Linked DNA regions of Mus musculus: region 1 is linked to region 2. The links are chromatin contacts, found by Hi-C in ENCODE. All regions are on one chromosome and are shown on one strand. Each heading gives the region's core, a stretch centred on a gene start or an enhancer-like site at or near the end of the contact. The rest is flanking DNA. Distances are from core to core; before and after follow the strand shown.

The links. A loop is a pair of places that touch in the nucleus more often than their neighbours do.
Region 1: a map of T-helper 17 cell shows a loop between it and region 2 (6-fold over the local background). The contact joins the enhancer-like site here to the promoter of Katnb1 in region 2. A Hi-C loop is called at or near these places in 2 of 37 maps with a recorded cell type or tissue (T-helper 17 cell and regulatory T cell).

Annotation. Positions count from the first base shown.
Region 1 is chr8:110,940,556-110,946,560 of GRCm38, forward strand. All of the region lies in intron 1 of St3gal2 (ST3 beta-galactoside alpha-2,3-sialyltransferase 2), which reads left to right. Gm39251 (a long non-coding RNA gene) reads right to left here. Exons shown (of 4, transcript XR_001778654.2): 2 at 4,859-4,956; 3 at 4,171-4,311; 4 at 1,745-1,785. Among named protein-coding and RNA genes, the nearest start is that of Gm46052, 4.3 kb to the left of the region's middle. Within about 2 kb of position 3,947, at least 1 of the 3 ENCODE cell types and tissues checked has a DNase peak (open chromatin) inside an H3K27ac peak, as active enhancers do.
Region 2 is chr8:95,076,900-95,083,036 of GRCm38, forward strand. It overlaps Katnb1 (katanin p80 (WD40-containing) subunit B 1), which reads left to right and starts at 4,302. Exons shown (of 20, transcript NM_028805.2): 1 at 4,302-4,405; 2 at 5,699-5,994. The coding sequence starts at 5,955. Drc7 (dynein regulatory complex subunit 7) reads left to right here. Exons shown (of 18, transcript NM_001042715.3): 17 at 774-913; 18 at 997-1,242. The coding sequence ends at 1,090.

The DNA.
Region 1 (6,005 bases), core at 2,697-5,196, about 16 Mb after region 2:
TTTGGCCTCCTCAGGTAGGATCATAAACTCTTTGTCTGTCTGTCTCTCTCTCTCTAATACACACACACACACACACACACACACACACACACATCTTTTTTTAAAAGCCCACCAAACAAAAAAGATTTAGCAATTTTTTTTTTTGGAGACAGGGTTTCTCTGTGTATCCCTTGGCTGCCCTGGAACTCTCTGTGTAGACCAGGCTGGCCTTGAACTCACAGAGATCCACCTGCCTCTGCCTCTGCATTCGCCTCCATTCCTGATTTAGGAATTCCTTAGTGTTGAAATCCAGGAAGAGCTCTTCCTGTCCCACCTACCGTTTTTTTTTTTTATGAATCATCATGGCTGGATTGGGTAATTTAGACGAACAACTGCCTTGTGGCCCTACCTGCTGGATCTTCCTTCCTCGGTTGTACATCCTTGCTGAGAATTGTGGTGTGGTAAGGCCTGTGACCGTCGGATTCCTGACCAGTGGGCGCATGGGCATAGCCAGGTAACCAGCGGAGAGACCATCTGCCCTGCTTGCTTTGATCCCTTCTCCCAGAGTGAGTGTTGGAATGTGATCAGGTTTCATTTTCTGTGTGTCTGTCTCTATCTAAAGAGCCTTATCGCATCAGCAGTGCGGGCCAACAGTCCTCTTGCCTCTAGCTCCTGAGCACTGGGATTTGGGGCTTATATCACCACACCTAACTCATTCTTTGACCTTTTAATCTTCCAAAACCAGCAGAGAGAATCTTTGTGGATTTGGGAAGGGAGGGGTTAGGGAACATCGGCCTGACGAGTTGCTACTCTAATGGAGATAAAGCACGGTCCTTCCCTTTAAGGAGAACCGTCGCTTCTGCATGAAGCCCTGGCTCTGTGCTCAGTGTTAATGTTCCACAAGTGTTTATGTGTCTGGGATAAGGCCTGGAAACACATCACCAGCTCCATAAAGAGAGTGAGAACTGGAGTGCCAGTCTTGAAGACGGGTTGTTCCTTGCCCTTCCTGGAGGAAGCCTGGCTAATAACAGTTAAGGACTTCTCAGAACAGAGCAAACTCGTTGCTTTGCTCCTGGACCAAGGAAGCTGATATCATTGCTGTTCGAGAGGAGCCACAAGGCTTGGTGGAGGGAAGAGTGATACGGCTTAACAGGGAAGGACATGCTAGGGCAGGCTGGCTGCCAGCCTTGGTGTGGAACCAAATAAATACTTCTTGAATGATCTCACGCTCCGCTGCTTTCCCCCTGTGAGTCAGAGCAGTCCCTGGGAGGTGGGAAAGCATGCGAACGAGGACTGGAGCTTTTCTGTGGCTCTTCACTGGGCTGCGGTCAGTCCTGAAGTGACCAACAGCTGTAGCCCCTAATGCTTCAACCCCCGTCAAAAATGAAAACCAGAAAGTGCCCTAGTTTCTTTATCTTTTTTTTTTTTAAGGTTTATTTATTTAATGTATGTGAGTACGTTGTAACTGTCTTCAGTCACACCAGAAGGGGACATTTGATCCCATTACAGATGGTTGTGAGCCACCATGTGGTTGCCGGGATTTGAACTCAGGACCTCTGGAAGAGCAGTCAGTGCTCTTAACCGCTGAGCCATCTCCCCAGCCCTGGTTTCTTCATCTTGAAGAAGCTGTGGCCAGGTGTTACTGCTCATTGAAGGTGTCCAGAAAGCTCAGGTGGGCTGGGTGTGGTGGCGCACGCCTTTAATCCCAGCACTCGGGAGGCAGAGGCAGGCGGATTTCTGAGTTCAAGGCCAGCCTGGTCTTCTATAGAGTGAGTTCCAGGACAGTCAGGGCTACACAGAGAAACCCTGTCTCGAAAAACCAAAAAAAAAAAAAAAAAAGAAGAAAAGAAAAGAAATGAAGAGAAAGCTCAGGTTGCAGATGAAAACCTCAAGTCTGGGCCACGCAAGCTTCTGTCTGGCTTTTCTTCCGCTAGCATTTCTTCAGCTTAATTTCTACTTCTTCTAAAAACCCTCCCGAGAGCCTTGGATTTCTCTCCTTCAGTCTACCGCCATACTCTGATTGTGTCCTGTCTTATGTGATTTCTCCCTCTCTCCTCCCTTTAAAGTTTCTATGCATCCTCTGGTTCTCCTCATGTCTCCTCATGACCTCACGGGAAACCCTCCTGGCTTTCCTAGAATCCTACTGTTGACTTAATGACTAGAGAGCTACAGGCGTGAGATGGGTCTCGGGGGAGCTATGTAGGATCTCTGTGGCAGCTGGGCTAAGAGCTGACAATCTGCCCCACAGTGAGCATATGGCTTCTGTTCTATGTAGGAGTAAGGGTCCACCAAGGCATATCTGCCTCTGAGATCTCTGTGTTCCTGGAAGCCCGTACCTATCACCAAGGGGTAACAGTGCCTGTGATTGGTCAGAGCTGGGGGCTGGGAAGCAAGACTGCTTCCCCCGGGGGAGATTGTTCTCAGGGTTGGAGAGCTGATTGACCTGGCGTGGGGTCAACTAGTGGGTTATGTGCAGGGCTTATGCCTCAGGATGCTCTCCAGGGCTGTGGGGATACAGGCTAGGAATTCTCCACGTTGAGTTGAAGCTAGATGAACTGTGGTCCTCAGTTTGCTCCACCCAGGATGGCAGTTGGTGTACTGGGAGCCTTGGGCTTCTGATAGTTTCAGGACATCCTTTGAAAGGATGACAGTCTCACCTTATAGACAAGGGTCGAGATCAGAGAGGTCAAATGGTTACGTGGGGGACCAGTGGCAATGTCAGAATGTGGATTCAGATGTTGCTAGGTTGGAAGGCTTTGAGCTTAAGTGGATAGAGGAGCCATCTCTTTTTAATGCCAGCTCCTCAAGAGACTTAGGCAGAAGGACCTGAGTTTGAAGCATTCCTGGGCAACTTAGTCTTAATTGTTGGGGGAAAAGCTGCTGCCGATAGCTAGATGCTATGGTTAGCATGTGTATCTCCCTACTACCAAGTGATTAAAAACAATTAGAGAAAACTCTTCCTTCTGTATTCTGGGGACACACGAGTGCGAGGCAGAGTGTAATTATCCATTCGTATCTTCCTACTTACAAGAATATTTCAGATGGACCTGCCAGCACATGCCTGTGATCCTAGGATTTCAGGGTTAACCTCAACTACATAGTAAGTTCTAGGCCACCATGAGACTTTGTTTCAGCAACTAAAAATGGGGTGTAATTGGGGTGTCCTTAGGTTGATAGAGGACTCGTTTGGCATATATAAATCCACAAGTGTCTTAGCCCTCCTTGTAGTCCCAGCACTTGGGAAGGAGAAGCAGGAGGCTGAGCAATTCAGGAGCGTCCTTGGTGACAAAGCCCTACCTCCAAATAAGGTTTCAAAACTTTTTGTAGTCAGTGTTTTTCTGATTCTTGTAGTGTAAGGTTTTTTATACAGAGATGATAGATAGTTGGGTAAACATTTATTGATGCCTATTCTAATATTTTTTTTTAATCTGTATGGGTATTTTGCCTGTGTGTCTGTATCACATGTGTGCTGTGCTGGGACCACTAGATCCCTGGAACTGGAGTTACGGAGGGTTGTGAACCGAACCTAAGTACTCTAGAAGAGCAACCAGTGCTCTTAACAGTTACCTCTCTCTCTAGCCGCCTTAATGCCTGATCTGTCTACGACTATACTGGGTCACACAGTAGGAAGAGATGGTGGATTAAGTAATACAGTTACTATGCCTTTAAGTTAATATATTTAATTTTGAGATGGAGTCTCACTGTAGCTCAGACTGGCCTGAGACTGACTATAGTTCAGGCCATAGATTTTATATTTTAAGTGAGAGAGGTGTAACTAGCTTTCTCTCTCTCTCTCTCTCTCTTGTAGTTCTAGTTTAGACTCAATAAATGTGGGCTAGATATCACTTGTGATTCAAATGAGTTCATATCCCAAGAGGGTGAGGTATGATTGGACACAAGCCTGGTTTTGAGATCTCTGGATGCTGTTTATGATCACGAGTGTGACCTTGGCCTCATGCAAGAGGTGATGGCTAAAGACTGAAGTGTTGTGTAGGCATGCCACAGGAATGCAGGCTCTTGGCCTGGAAAAGACAGGGTGCACAGAAAGAAGAAGCAGAGGCCAGACCCTTCAGAACGCAAGGAGAGACTCAGTAAAAAGCAGAAGGAAAGAGAGAGGTCCGGAGAGGCGAGAGACTGTGTTTATAGTTACTTGGAAGTCAAGTGTGGTCAGCAGTAACAAAGGGAAGTTACCTGAGCAAAGGCGGTGTCTCCGGAGCTGGGTGTTGTCGGCACTAGCACCAGTACCTGGCAGCCCTAATGAGCCAGGCTCAGTATGGCACCCTTTTTAGCCAGTTAAAAGCAGGAAGAGGAGATTCATTCAGTATGGCCACACTGGGAAAAAGACAAAGAGATCCAGTGACCACTCCCTCCCCCCAAGTTTGTCTTGGTTCCCGTTGTTTAAATGTGAGTAGAGGGCCAAAGTTAGGATGCACAGCTGTGGAACCCAGTCAAGTTAACCCTGCCGGCACTGAGTGGTCTCTCTACCAGGTAGCCTGACCAGCTATCAGCATGGCGGACATCTCTTTCTGGGAGACAGGTTCCTACTCTGGCTAGTGCCAGGCTTGAAGCCTTCCCAGTCTTTCTCTCTGTAGGAGCTTCCTGGGGAATGGGGGGATAACTCCAACCCCTCGGAGTGTCTTATTCCAATAATTTGATCACCAAAGTAAGGGACACAAGTGTTTCTCCCCTTTTAAAAAAGACTTAGCTGGGCATGGTAACACACACATTTAATTCCAGCACTCAGGAGGCGGAGGCAGAGACAGGCAGATCTCAGTGAATTCGAGGTCCACAAAGTGAATCCAGGACAGCCAGGGCTCTGTTACACAGAGAAAAACCCTGTCTGAAACAAACAAACAAACAAACAAACAAACAGACTTACTTTACTTTAAAAATTGTAGGTGTGCCTGGGCGGGGTGTGTGCATGTGTGTGCGCGCTCCCGGGTACATAGTCGGAAGAGAATGTCACATCCCTGGAAGCTGAAGTTACAGTTGATTGTGAGCTACCAGGCATAGAGCATATGAAAAGAAAGTTTCCTTTTCTCCCCTGACTTTTTTTTTTCTGCAGGGAAGATACAGGGTACATTTTGATACATTTCGATACATTTTGATACATCATGACCCTAATTTATGTTTCCATGTTTCTCATCGTCAGCTAATTCAAGCCTATGGGTACCCAGGCTCAGGATTGAACCAGGACATCAGATACACTAAAGTCTTTTGCCACAAGCCACAACCCCGGCCACAACTATAGTTATGTGATCACTATCTAAGTCTCCCTCTGTCCCACATCCTTTCTCCCTGAATTGCCCAAGACAGCCTCAAATGCCTGGGAACAAGCAGTTCCCTCACTTCAGTCTCCCCCACAGGTGGGACTGTGACACTGCCCTAATGGATGGCACACTAAGTGCCAGTGGAAAAGAATGGTTTTTCATATTTATTTATTTATTGGAGGGAGAGGTCGGGCATGTCACAGTGGCTGTGTAGCGATCAGAGGCCACCTTTTGGGAGTTGATTCTCTCCTTCAACCGTGTAGGTTCTGGTTGTCAGACTTGGCAGCAAACACCTTTACCCACAGTGCCATCTAATCAGCCCAGTGTGTCAATTTTTAACTGTTGGCATTGGCAATCTGTTCCTTCCTTGATAGATTCCTCCTTCCCTCCCCTCCTCTCCCCTCCCCTCCCCTCCCCTCCCCTCCCCTCCCCCCCTTCTCTCTCCCGCTTTGTTTTTGTTTTTGTTTTCCGAGACAGGGTTTCCCTGGCTGGAACTCACTCTGTAGACCAGACTGGCCTAGAACTCAGAGATCCGCCTACCTCTGCCTCAAGTGCTGGGATTGAAGGCATGTGCCACCACTCCCGCCAAGTGGCAACTTATCTTCAGCTTGCTTTTCCAGGCCCTGAGTTTGTATAGTTGTCCAAGAGTCTGTTTCTAGGCTCAGCCCAGCAGACCTGTGAACTTCAGCCCTGTTTTGTCCTCTGTGTTTCTGGTCAGTTCTTACCCATGCAATGCTTAGCGATTGTGGTTGTGAG
Region 2 (6,137 bases), core at 3,052-5,551:
GACAGGTGAGGTGCGTACCACGTGGTCCCCACGCAGTGTCTTGGTCTGCAGAGTGCAGAGAAGAGTTGGGTGGAATGGGACCCACCTTGTTTTCGGAGACGAACTGCTGGGGGCTCTGAGCACGCCCGCAACATGTCTAGCTCATGTAGCTATTTTGTGTGTATGGGTGTTTTGTCTGTATGTGTGCATGCCCACCACATGCATGCCTAGTGCCCTCAGAGGCTAGAAGAGGTCATCGCATCCCCCGGGACTGGAGTTTCAGATGATTCTGAGCCTCCATGTGCATTTTGAGAATCTAACCCCAGTCCTCTGGAGAGCAGGGAGTCCCCTGCTTCATTTTTTGAGACAGGGTTTCACTCTTTGGCCTTCACTGACCTGGAACTTGCTGTATAGACCAGACTGGCCTTAAACTCACAAAGATCCATCTGCCTCTGCCTAATGGGAGCTGGGATTAAAGGTGTGCACATCCCACCCAGTTGTTTTGATTTTATATATGAGCTGCTAGGAGTGGAACCCAGGGCCATGCACTAAACCACATCCCTAGCTCTCGCTGACTGTTTTGGCCCTGTTCTGATTTCATGCACATGCTGTCCTTTAAATCATGACCCCAGCAGTTTCCACCCAAGATATTTTGGGATGCTCTAACTGTGTCCCTTTCCTTGGGGGTCCGGGTTGGGGTGTTATCCTCTTGAGGCTGCCTGATCATCTATGGAACTACAGCCTGGCTGCAGATCAGTTCGCACATTCCCATGTTCATCTCTGTATGCTTCTAGGAGACCCAGGAGCTGCAGAAGAAGCAGCAATGGTACCAGGAGAACCAGGTAACCCTGACGCCGGAGGATGAAAACCTGTACCTGAGCTACTGTTCTCAGGCCATGTTCCGCATCCGAATCTTGGAACAGCGGCTCAATCGGTAAGGGGCAGAGCCGGGAGGACTCCTGGGAGCACTCTGATAGCTTGGATATCCCTCACCTTCTCCTCCCTCCCTCTGCTCAGGCACAAAGAGCTGGCTCCACTGAAGTACCTGGCGCTGGAGGAAAAGCTCTACAAAGACCCACGCTTAATAGACTTCGTAAAAGTCTTTGTTTGATGGCCCCTCCTGGAACTACGGCAGACCCTGCCAGAGAATGGAGTCTCTCCCTTCTCCCCAACCACTATGATCCTATACTAGCCTCGCTGCCACACTACCTCCCTATCCCTCATAGCCTCCCTCAAATAAATGCATTTCCTGTTTGCCATTTATACTTCAGTGTTTACAAGCTCCAATCTACACCACCCTAAATCTTTTTCTGTCATCTTCTCTTCTGGATTATCAAGTGTTGGCTCTCCAGATGGTTCCATGGTCACCTGCCAAGATCTGCTGAGAGCTCAATGTGTTGATGGTGGAGCAGCTCCTAAAGTGAGAGCGGCTTAGCTAAGGAACACACCCCAGGACCAGGCGGCTTGATATTAGAGGACAAGAGACAGAATCCAAGTTCCTCTTTCATTTACCACCTGTGAAATGGGGCTATCCATGTTTCCTGAAGTAAGACTTAAAAAGCAGAGAAAACTGGGTATAGTAGCCCATGCCTGTAATCTAAGCAGGAGGATCAGAGTTTAAGATCTGTCTCATCTACATAAGGAATCTGTTTCAACTACATGGGTCACATGAAGCTCTGTTTAAAAAAAAAAATAAACAAAAAATAAAAGGGACTGGAGAGATGGCACTGACTGCTCATCCAGAGGTCCTGAGTTCAATTCCCAGCAACCACATGGTGGCTCACAACCATCTGTAATAAGATGCCCTCTTCGGGTGTGTCTGAAGACAGCAACAGTGTATTCATATACACATAAATAATTAAAACAAGAAGGAGGAGGAGGAAGAGGAAGAGGAGGGGAAGGAGGAGGAGAGAAGAAGAAGAAGAAGAAGAAGAAGAAGAAGAAGAAGAAGAAGAAGAAGAAGAAGAAGAAGAAGAGAAAAGAAAAGAAAAGAAAAGAAAAGAAGAAGAAAAGAAGGAAAGAAGAAGAAGAAGGAGAAGAAGAAGAAGAAAAGAAGACCTTGCCTGTAATCTTCTCCAGGGCATGACACACTCAAGACAGGTCTCACAGCGGCTGTGGTTGCCTGTACTACCTGGGCCAGTGGTTAGGCAATCATGTATCAGGGAGGGACTCCTGGGGCTCTCTTCTTGTTGAATTACTGGCTGCTGCTGAATTCCGGTTGCGGGGCAGTCATTGTTTTCACTCAAAGATGAGCCCAGTAAGCTTTAATGCATAGTTCCAAACCCATGGTTAAAGCCAGGGGTGCATGCTCATGTGGTAGCCCATGCCTTTAATGCCAGCTCTTCATCTCTGTCAGTCCAAGGCCAGCCTGATCTACAAAGTGAGACCCTGATACAGAGGGAGGAGAGAAGAGAGAGAGGAAGGGTAGTGGGAGATCCAAGAGACAGAAATAGGATGATCTTAGAAGAGTCAAGTATGCCAAGAGTGCAGAATCTTGTCTGGTTCCTATAAAGATACTGTGCCCCGCCCCCCACATGTGTGGTGTGTGTGTACACATGTCCCATTGTATCACTATGCATTGTCCTCTGACATTCTTCACCTTATTCCCTCGAGTCAGGGTCTCTCACTGAACCCGTAGTTAGGATGACAACCAACAATCTTAGTAATCCTCTTGTTTCTGCTCCCTATAACACTGCTCCTTATAAGCACACATGCACCATGCCCAGATTTTTACATGGGTCGTGAGGATTTGAACTCAGGTCTTCATTCTTGCACTGCAATCACTCTTAGCCACTGAGCCTTGCCATTTCTCTTGGTCCTAGGTAGTTTGTATTTCCAGTGCTGGGGATTGAACCTAGTGCCTCCTACATACCAGTCAAGACTCTCTTATCACTGAGCTACATCCCCAGTCTTGTTCCTGCTTATAAGTTATGTGTATTGGGGATGGTGACAGTCATTTTAATATAGTCTGCATGTTAGAGAATGAAGTTATTTCAGGGGTGGTGACATTGGTTATGTGACTAAGGGCCCTTAACGATCTTCAGGCTCAGTGTTGCCATGACTGAAATGTCTTAGGATCTGTAATGTACATATAATTGTATAAACAAAGCAGATAAGGCAAAATGTGTCAAAATGAAGAATTTGACTTTTTTTTTTAAATAAAAAGTTGCGGGAACAGCAAAGTACAAAGTTTTGATCAAATGTTATTCTCCAAATCCAGGTCTCTTAATAATTACCCATTTCTACGCAGGGCCGACTTCCCATTAGGCTGGTGGGTGACTTTTGTTCCCGTAAAGGTTTTGCATTTAATAGGGACTTTGTGTGCCTTGCCTTTAAGAACAAAAGTTTAAGTCCTGGGTCCGATCTTCCAAATGTCTGGTCTTTTTCACCACAGCATCTGTTTCCTCGTCTAGAAATGGGAAATTCCTCCCGTTCCGGACTGTGTAGAGGAGAACGCCAGATGCAGCAGCCCCGACCAGAGGGGAGTGAGTGTAGGATAGACCAGAGTTGGAGGTTATTTCTGCAAAGGGCTGGGACCGAGTTTCTCAGTAAGGGGGGGACCCGAACTCATGGTGGGTTATGTAGCCTGTCCCCATCCCAACCTGTCTGTCCTGTCACAGATATTAGCCTTTCTCCGGTTCCGTAGTTTTACTTCCGCACGCAGGCGAGCAGACACAAGCCTAACTCATCCCACTGTGCTACTGTGATCTTAGGGACGAACTCCTGGGCTCGACATCGACCCCACTGTAACTAAGCTCTGTTTCCCTCGAGGTCAGCGAACTCCAGGAGACGTGTGGATCCAAGTAAGAGCCAAGTCCTCCCACTACGCGGGCGACACTCACAGTCTGAGGGCGGGGTCCTGGCAGCCCTGTTTCAATATGGAAGATCTGCAACTTCATACCACTCTAGAAGTCCCCTTTCCATTGGCTATCTCAGAGCTGGTTCTCCAATAACACTAACGTTTATTGGTCAATCCAGAGCTGTTGCTGAAGTGATTGGCGCAGCCGCCATCGGGTGCAGCTCGCGGATTTTTTAAACACAACCGGGTTCCAGGAAATGCAGGAAAAGGGCGGAAAAAACCAAGCCTGACTGGGGGCGGGACTAAGAACGCAGAAGCCTGTATTGGTTCTTCTGGGACCTAAGGGCGGTCCGTAAGCGCTTCTTTCTCGTGATTAGTCTGAGTCGGGGAAAGGAGGCGGGTAGTTACGTAAATCGGCGGAAGCGCTTGCTTCCATTGGTCAATTCTAGAGGAAGGCGGGGCGTCCGTGGCGACTGATTGGTGTAAGAAGTGAAGTGGGAGGGACTCTAGGCCGGAGGTTTTGTTGTGAGGGTCGGTTGTCAAGCAGCGACCAATCAGGGCAAAGGATGGAGGCAAGTGGGGGTCGCGCCTGGAGGGAAGCCTTGGCCTCCAGAGCTACAGCTGCAGGTAGAGTGGCTCTCGGGGTCTTGGAGGCAAAGGGAAAATGGCTCTAGTCTTCGCCGAGCCTGGAGGGGACAGTCCGGTCGCCGGCAGGAGGCTCTCGGCCAGGACAGGCTGGAGCCAGTGCCCCTCAAGGCAGACGGGAGGAGGGTCAAGCGAAGCTGAGGGACCGGTGGCAGGTTTGGGATGAACGAGCAGGACGGGTGTGTGGAGGCCGGAGAGGGAAAGCTGGTGGGCCGGAAGCAGAGCTGAGGGTGTGCGGAGGATCGTATTGAGTCGGGGCTCCAGAAACAGGAGAGCGAATGAATGGGGGATTCTGATAGCAGCGGGGCAAGAGAAGTAAAGAGGGTCTGGCGAAGCATGGCCAACTAAGGAAGCTCAAGATGTGCCAGAACGGGAGCATAGGCAACAGGAGAAAGAGAATCCAGCGAGAGAGCTCCTGGGCAAGAGGCGAAGGGCCGTGGCGGCGGTGGAAGGCTCCATCCACGCTGTGGCCTTTTAGAATTGAGGAGTCATTCCGACTCACACCTAGACTGGAGACTCAATTCCTAGCTATGCCCTTGAGAGTTGCAGGGAGTGGGCGTGGTTCCCTTACCAGGGAGTTGGTGATGGAGGAAGCAAGAAGATTGGACCCTCAGAATCCTCTCAACATCACCCCCTCCCAAGGCCTTTACTGTTCTCTCTCTCTCTCTCTCTCTCTCTCTCTCTCTCTCTCTCTCTCTCTGAACGTCTGCCTATCTCTCAGTCTCTCTGTTCGTCTCCGTGTATCTCTCTGTCTCTCTGCCTTTTGGATGCCTCTCATGGGCACCAAAACATAACCTCAGACTCCAGTGCCCCATCCAATACATGGGGTGCAAATCCAAGTGGACTGCAGTTATGTGATCCTCTCTGCCCCATAGCAGGTGCTGGGTTGGCAAGTTAGGACACCCAGCATCCAGGAGCATTACTGTAGGCCCCTGAGAAGTCAGTCTCTCCATCCCCTCTCCACCTACCTATGTCAGTCTGTCCTTCCTTCCTTCCTTCCTTCTTTTCTTTGAGATAGGAACTGACAGAGATCTGCCTACTTCTAGCTGGCCTCCTGAGTGCTGGGGTTAAAGGCGTGAGCCACCAGGCCCAGCTACCTAGGGAAGGTCTTTTATCTTTGGGCTCTTAAGTCACAGGTTTTCAGACCCAGTGTGCACTGCAGCTCCAGGCCCTGGAGGCTCTGGCTAGTCTGTATCAAGTGGCCTTGATGACCCAGGGACTTGTAACTCGTCTCAAGCAGTTCCTAACCCACCATCGCCTCTGCTTGCATTCTAGCCCAGTGTTGAGCTGAGATGGTCCAAGCCTGACATTCCATGATCTGGGATCCCGACCTATGTGTCCAGGCTGCTGCTTGATAGCGGATGATCTAAACCACCAGGCAGTCCTGGGCCAGGAGAGGCGGACTCTCTGCCTGGATGTGTGGGAACTCCCTGCCAACTTGATTGTCGGATCTGGGGGGGATCCACCCCCACCCCACAGAGAAAGCACAATCTGTTTTGTGGGTGGGGTCTCAGGCGCCACCCCCTGAAGCATGGCCACCCCTGTGGTCACCAAGACAGCCTGGAAGTTGCGTGAGTACTTTTCATTTATCACCCTGTTGTTTTGTAAGCTGAGTAGTCTTAGCCTTCAGCTCTGTCTCCTCTCCCTGGCACAAGAGAGACTCACAGTCCTTGTTTTCAGGTAGACAAAGATGTCAATCACATTGGGCAGGTGA